Linked DNA regions of Homo sapiens: region 2 is linked to region 1. A link is an interaction called in ENCODE POLR2A ChIA-PET data of the cell type or tissue named here. Cell type or tissue: Panc1. All regions are shown on one strand. Links, peaks and the distances in the headings refer to the core of each region. The heading gives the core; the rest is flanking DNA.

Region 1 (2,916 bases), core at 107-2,606:
CGAGAAAGGAAAAAGACCTGCCAGATCAGGGCATTTGCAATCACAGTGACTGGCATAACATCTTCCCCTTTTCCCTTAAAAAATTACAGGACTGACCACATTCCTACAATAAACACTTGTCGATCAGGGCAGTATGTGAGATCAGACTCTCTGCTGTTTACAGCACTTCAACAAATGGGTTTTCTCAGTTATGTACTGGTAATCACTACAATACGTGAAAGTCAGCCCACACTGAGAACAATATTGCCTCCAATCAAAATCATTCTTACCTTAGCATACTAAAGCTTTTTCCCTCTTGTAAGCAACAAAAGCTACAACAAAAGAACTTCCCAAACACCCACAGCTAAGGAAAAAACTGCTCCAACAAAATAAGTGTGAAAAATCTGTCCCTGGTGTCCAATTCATATATAAATCTTCTTTTTCAGGATATTTTAGTGGCTTTATTTGTAATCTATCAGCAAAGAATAGAAATAAAAGTTTATTTTGATGGCAGTGCACCTGACTATTCAGAGATTCAAAAACCTGCTTTGTTAATTGTTATGCTATCCTGGCAGAGGATGTAAACATGCCTTTTTTCCAAGGCTTCATGCTGTACCTATAATCTCAGATGAATATTTTCACAAATGCAAAGCATAGGGAGAATGGGACTTAGGCAAAATGTGAAGGCAACTTCCTTCTGGTCCTTTGTCACCCTTGGCTGGGTAAAATCTGGGCCCCTTGCCCCAGATTTCATATCCTCTTCCTGATCAGTCTCAGGGAAAGGTCTATAAAATTATTCAACATAAGGAGGGTGAATTGAGATATACTGAGATATGAGGATAAGTTTGACTTACCACCTCCATAGCATTTGCATTTTAGGCCCTGGTGCCAGGCACTTTATATTTTATCTTATTTAGTCACAACAAAATCATAACAGAATTGTAGGCGTTACTCACTTTGCTTCATACATGAGAAAACTGGGGTCCAGAAAGATTAAATAACTTGCTCAAATTCATATAGCCAGCAATGGCATGACTCAAAATCAGGTCTTTCAAGTGCCAAAGCCCGTCCTCTTTTTCTTCTAAATCATACTGGTCATAGGAAACTAAATAGAGTTTTTATAACGTAGGCTTTCACATATTGGAGAGCAAAAAAGAGAAACTTGATATTTGAAGTGCCCTTTTCAGCAGTATGGATTCTGAAACCACAACATAAAGGCGGCCACCTTTCTCATACACACATAAGACCAACCTTCCCACTAGAGACAAAGATATGAATGCACCATAATTTAAGAAAATCAGCCCTATATCTGTCTTCCTTTCTCCTTCCAAGTTGTACAAATGGGACTCAGAGACCAGCGGGACTGCAAACTAGCAAGAATATTTGCTCTCAGGGGTCTGGAGCCAGGGAAAAGCCAAGCTCCAGGCAAATTATTCAATTCTAAATATCTATCAAGTTTCCTGACCCTTGCTGGTAGTTCTCAGTACTAAAGAGGCCTAGAAGGGAGTAGCAGTGGCCCAACCCTAGGGACACTACTGTCCCAAGAAGGCTTGGAGAAACATGACAGGATCCTTAACTAAGACAACTTGGGGTCCCTCCACAAGAACACAAATCCAGGACTTGGGAATGCAGGAGACAAGGTGGAACCCAGTACAAAAGTGAAAACTTGTTTACCCAAGAACAAGACTGAGTTATGGCTACCTGGCTAAACTACCTGGACAAGGCAAACTGCATGGTTGGTCCGCGAAGTCGCTAAGCCTCAGATGAAAGGAAGCTGTATGCCCTCTGGAAAGGGCCTAAACTGGTCCTAGATCCTGCGAATGAGGGAGAAATAATCACATCAAGGTAGTTACCACTCCTCTCAGGCCATTTTCTATAATGTAGGACTTTCAAACTTCTGTTTTTAGCACAAGAACCTTTGCCCCTAACAAAATCTTATACAAAATGCCTACTCATGAAGCAAATAAAAACAGCCGCCCAGGTTGAAACCAAGAGAGGAAGTTCTCAGAATTTAAGAGTCCAACAGACTACAGCAGGCAAACCACCACTAGAGAAGACACTGAGTCACACTGCCTATCAGATTTCACTGGAATCTAATCCCACTGGACTGTTCTCTTTATAGTCACAGTTTCTTCCCATCACCTCTTCCAGGAGGGTTCCCCTTCCTGATCCAACCTGGTAAGATCTGGTTTCCTATCACAGGTTGGCTTTTCCATCGTGAACACATAAAGCTCTGCATATCTCTTTTTTTTTTTTTTTTTTTTTGAGATGGAGTCTCACACTGTCTCCCAGGCTGGAGTGCAGTGGCACGATCTCCCCTCACTGCAAGCTCTGCCTCCCAGGTTCACGCCATTCTCCTGCCTCAGCCTCCCGAGTAGCTGGGACTGCAGGTGCCCACCACCATGCCAGGCTCTTTTTTTTTTTTTTTTTTTTGGATTTTTGGTGAGACGGGGTTTCACCGTGTTAGCCAGAAGCTCTGCATATCTCTTAAGGCAACAGGTGCTATCTTCCAGGTCTTTCTGACAGTCCGTATGCCCTTCCCTCAAAGCCCTTCAGGCCAACTCATCCACAGATTACTGCCCTCAGTGTCTTAAGGCATAACTAACTTCTGTAGAGCCCTTATCAGTGTGGGTCACATCATTTTGTTTGACACATTATGACTGTATGGTGTGCATAATATTCGGACTCCAGATTCGTTGATTCATTAATTTGTTCAGGATCCTACAGCCAGACAGTAGGGGAGTTGGGACTTAGCCCACTAGGAAGAATCAACGGCAGGATGGGGAATCTCAGAGACCTGGCTCTCAGGGTTTCAGCTGGTGCCTCACAAATAGGAGGCTTCCAGGGAATGTGATTCCACTTTCCCTTCCCTTGTTCCTCCTGTCTACCTCAAATCCTTCCTCTACCATACCACGAGAATTCCTGCCTCCCACTTCT
Region 2 (2,916 bases), core at 109-2,608, 120 kb after region 1:
GGATACCAGCACCTGCTCCAGTGGAGGAAGCAGGGAAGTGAAGTGGACTCTGTGAGGGTCTTTGGTTGTATTTTTTTTCAGTGCACTGGTTTTGTGTTGGTTGGCCTCCAGCCAGGAGGTGGCGCTTTCAAGAGTGCATCAACTGTGGTACTACAGGCAGGAAGCAAAGTTGCCCTAGGGTGGCCTGGTTACATATTCAGGTTTCTGAGGCGGTGGGCAGGGCCATAGAGCTCCCAAGAGATTATGTCCTTTGTCTTCAACAACCAGGGTGGGTAGAGAAAGACCACCAGGCTGGAGCAGGGATACATGTGTCTGAGCTCAGACTCTCCTTGGGTGGGGCATGCTGCAGCTGCTGTAGGGGCTGGGGGCGTGGCTCCCAGGCCAATGGAGTTTTGTTCCCAGGGGGATTATGGCTGCCTCTGCTGAGTCACACAGGTTGCCAGGGAAGTGGGGTAAAGCTGGCAGTCACCGGCCTCACCCTGCTGCCACACAGCCTGTAGTCCTAAGGGCTGGTCTCACTCCCACTGTGCTCCTCCAACTGCATCAAGTCCAGGCAGCCAGTGACCAGGCCTGAGAACTTGCCCCAGACCATGAGCCTCCCTGCTGAGAAAGCAAGCAGACTCACAGCTTTTTGGCATCTGGGGAGCCTGCAGAGGTGATCCAATTCCTTCAAAGGGTCTGTGGATTCTCTTGGCTTTCCAGGTATGTTGCTGTGGTAGTTCATGGAGCAAAAGTTCACAATATGAGTCTCCACATGCTGCTCTGTCTGTCCAAGAGGGAGCTGCAAGCTAGTCCTGCCTCCTATCTGCCATCTTAATCCTGTACCATATTTTCTTTATCCATTCATCTACTTACAGACCTTTAGGTTGGTTTCATATCTTGGCTATTGTGAACAATGCTGCAATGTTCACAGGAGTGCAGAGAGTCCTTTGACACATTGATTTCAGTTCCTTTGGGTATATATCCAAAAGTGGGATTACTGCATTGCATAGTAGTTCTGCTTTTAGTTTTCTGAGGAACCTCCATACTGCTTACCAAAGTGGCTGTACCAATTTACATTCCCACCAACAGTATATAAGGGTTCCCTTTTTGTACTTCCTTTTCAATACTTATCTCGAGCTTTTTGGTAAAAGCCATTCGAAAAGCTGTGATGTCTCATTGTGGTTTTAACTTGCATTTCCCTAATGATTAGTGGTGCTGAGAATTTTTCATATACCTATTACCATTTGTATGTCTTCTTTTGAAAATTGGTCAGTCAGGTCCTTTAGCCAATTTTCAGCTGGCTTATTTATTTTCTTGCTGTTGAGTTGTTTGGCTTCCTTATATATTTTGGGTATTAACTTCTTCTTAGATGTATGGTTTGTAAATATTTTCCCTCATTCTGTGGGTTGTCTCTTCACTCTTTTAATTGTTCTCTTTGCTGTGCGGGAACTTGTTAGCTTGACGCCATCAATGTGTCTACTTTTACTTTTGTTCCCTGTACATTTGGAATCCTATCCAAAAAATCACTGCCCGGACCAATGTAGTGGAGCTTTCCCCCTGGGTTTTCTTCTGGAAGTTTTAAAGTTTCAGGTCTTAGATTTAAGTCTTTAATCCATATTGAGCTGACTTTTGTATATGGTGTAAGGTTCTAATATCAAGATAAAGGTCTAATATCATTCTTCTGTATGTGGATATCTAGTTTTTCAACAACATTTATTGAAGATATTTTCCTTGCGCCATTGTGTTTTTTTTTTTGGCACTTTTGTCAAAAATCAGGCTGGGTGTGCTGGCTCACACCTGCAATCTCAGCACTTTGGGAGGCCAAGGCTAGCGGATCACCTGAGGTCAGGAGTTCGAGACCAGCCTGGCCAACATGGTGAAAACCAGTCTCTACTAAAAATACAAAATTAGCCAGGCATGGTGGTGCATGCCTATAATCCCAGCTAATTGGGAGGCTGAGGCAGAATTGCTTGAACCCGGGAGGTGGAGGTTGCAGTGAGCCGAAATCATGCCACTGTACTCCAGCCTGGGTGACAAGAGTGAAACTGTCAAAAAAAAAAAAAGCCAAAAGAAAAAAAAAATCGACTGTAAATTTTTGGGTTTATTTCTGGGCTTTCTATCCTGATCAATGTGTCTGTTCTTACACAGTTTCATGCTGTTTTGATTATAATCCCTTTATAGGATATTTTGAAATCAAGGAATGTAATGCCTCCAGCTTCGTTCTTTTTGCTCAAGGTTATTTTGGCTATTTGGCATCTCACAATCAAACTTTTTAAAGAATTGTCTACATTTGCTGTTACCATTTCTACACTAAGGATAAGAATATGCGATATCCTTGAACCGCCAGGCTACTGAAAATTATCTTGCCCAAATTCTTGTTGTGAAATCTTAAGGACATTTTTCAGTTGTTGCTTTGCTCTATTTTTTCAAAAATGTTTTTCTCTTTTCTTTTAGCTACAGTTACCTGATTTTTCTTTTATATCTTTGACTGCTTCTTCTCACACATCATTACAATCTTTCCTTTTCTACTCATTCCTTAAATATTAGTAGCCCTAAGAAATCTTTTCTTGGCAGTCTGATATTCTTCCTCTAAACTCTATAGACAATGTCCCCTACTTTCAGCTATATGCTGATGGCACCAAAAGCTAAATCTCTAATGCAACCCTCCTCCTAAGTTCATTGCCCATATAGCAATTGCCTGTTACACGTCTCCACTTGGATGTCTTTCTGGCACCATAAATTTAGCATATCAAGGCAAAACAAATGAGCATTTCCCCTAAACCACTACACACACACACACACACACACACACACTCGCACACACACACACACACACACACACACACACAGAGTACCAGAGTTGACTTTCTCAGGGAATGGAACCATCATTCACCCAGTGCCCAAACCAGAACCCTGGGGATGTTATCTTTAAAT

The links. Peaks named below come from ENCODE experiments on the same cell type or tissue, not always from the same donor. Only the 100,000 strongest peaks of a DNase experiment are listed, where the experiment ranks them.
Region 2: POLR2A ChIA-PET joins it to region 1 with 8 read pairs; 3 of 35 experiments call an interaction of 5 or more read pairs at or near these places.

What each region holds. Positions count from the first base shown.
Region 1 is chr2:200,315,353-200,318,268 of GRCh38, reverse strand. The region is part of intron 1 of SPATS2L (spermatogenesis associated serine rich 2 like); the gene reads right to left. Among named protein-coding and RNA genes, the nearest start is that of SPATS2L, 10 kb to the right of the region's middle. In Panc1, for the core only: no CTCF peak of the experiment used is centred there; no DNase peak of the experiment used is centred there; H3K27ac peaks cover 2,316 bases.
Region 2 is chr2:200,197,331-200,200,246 of GRCh38, reverse strand. No RefSeq gene overlaps it. Among named protein-coding and RNA genes, the nearest start is that of SPATS2L, 110 kb to the left of the region's middle. In Panc1, for the core only: a CTCF peak has its summit at 132 (motif pointing right); no DNase peak of the experiment used is centred there.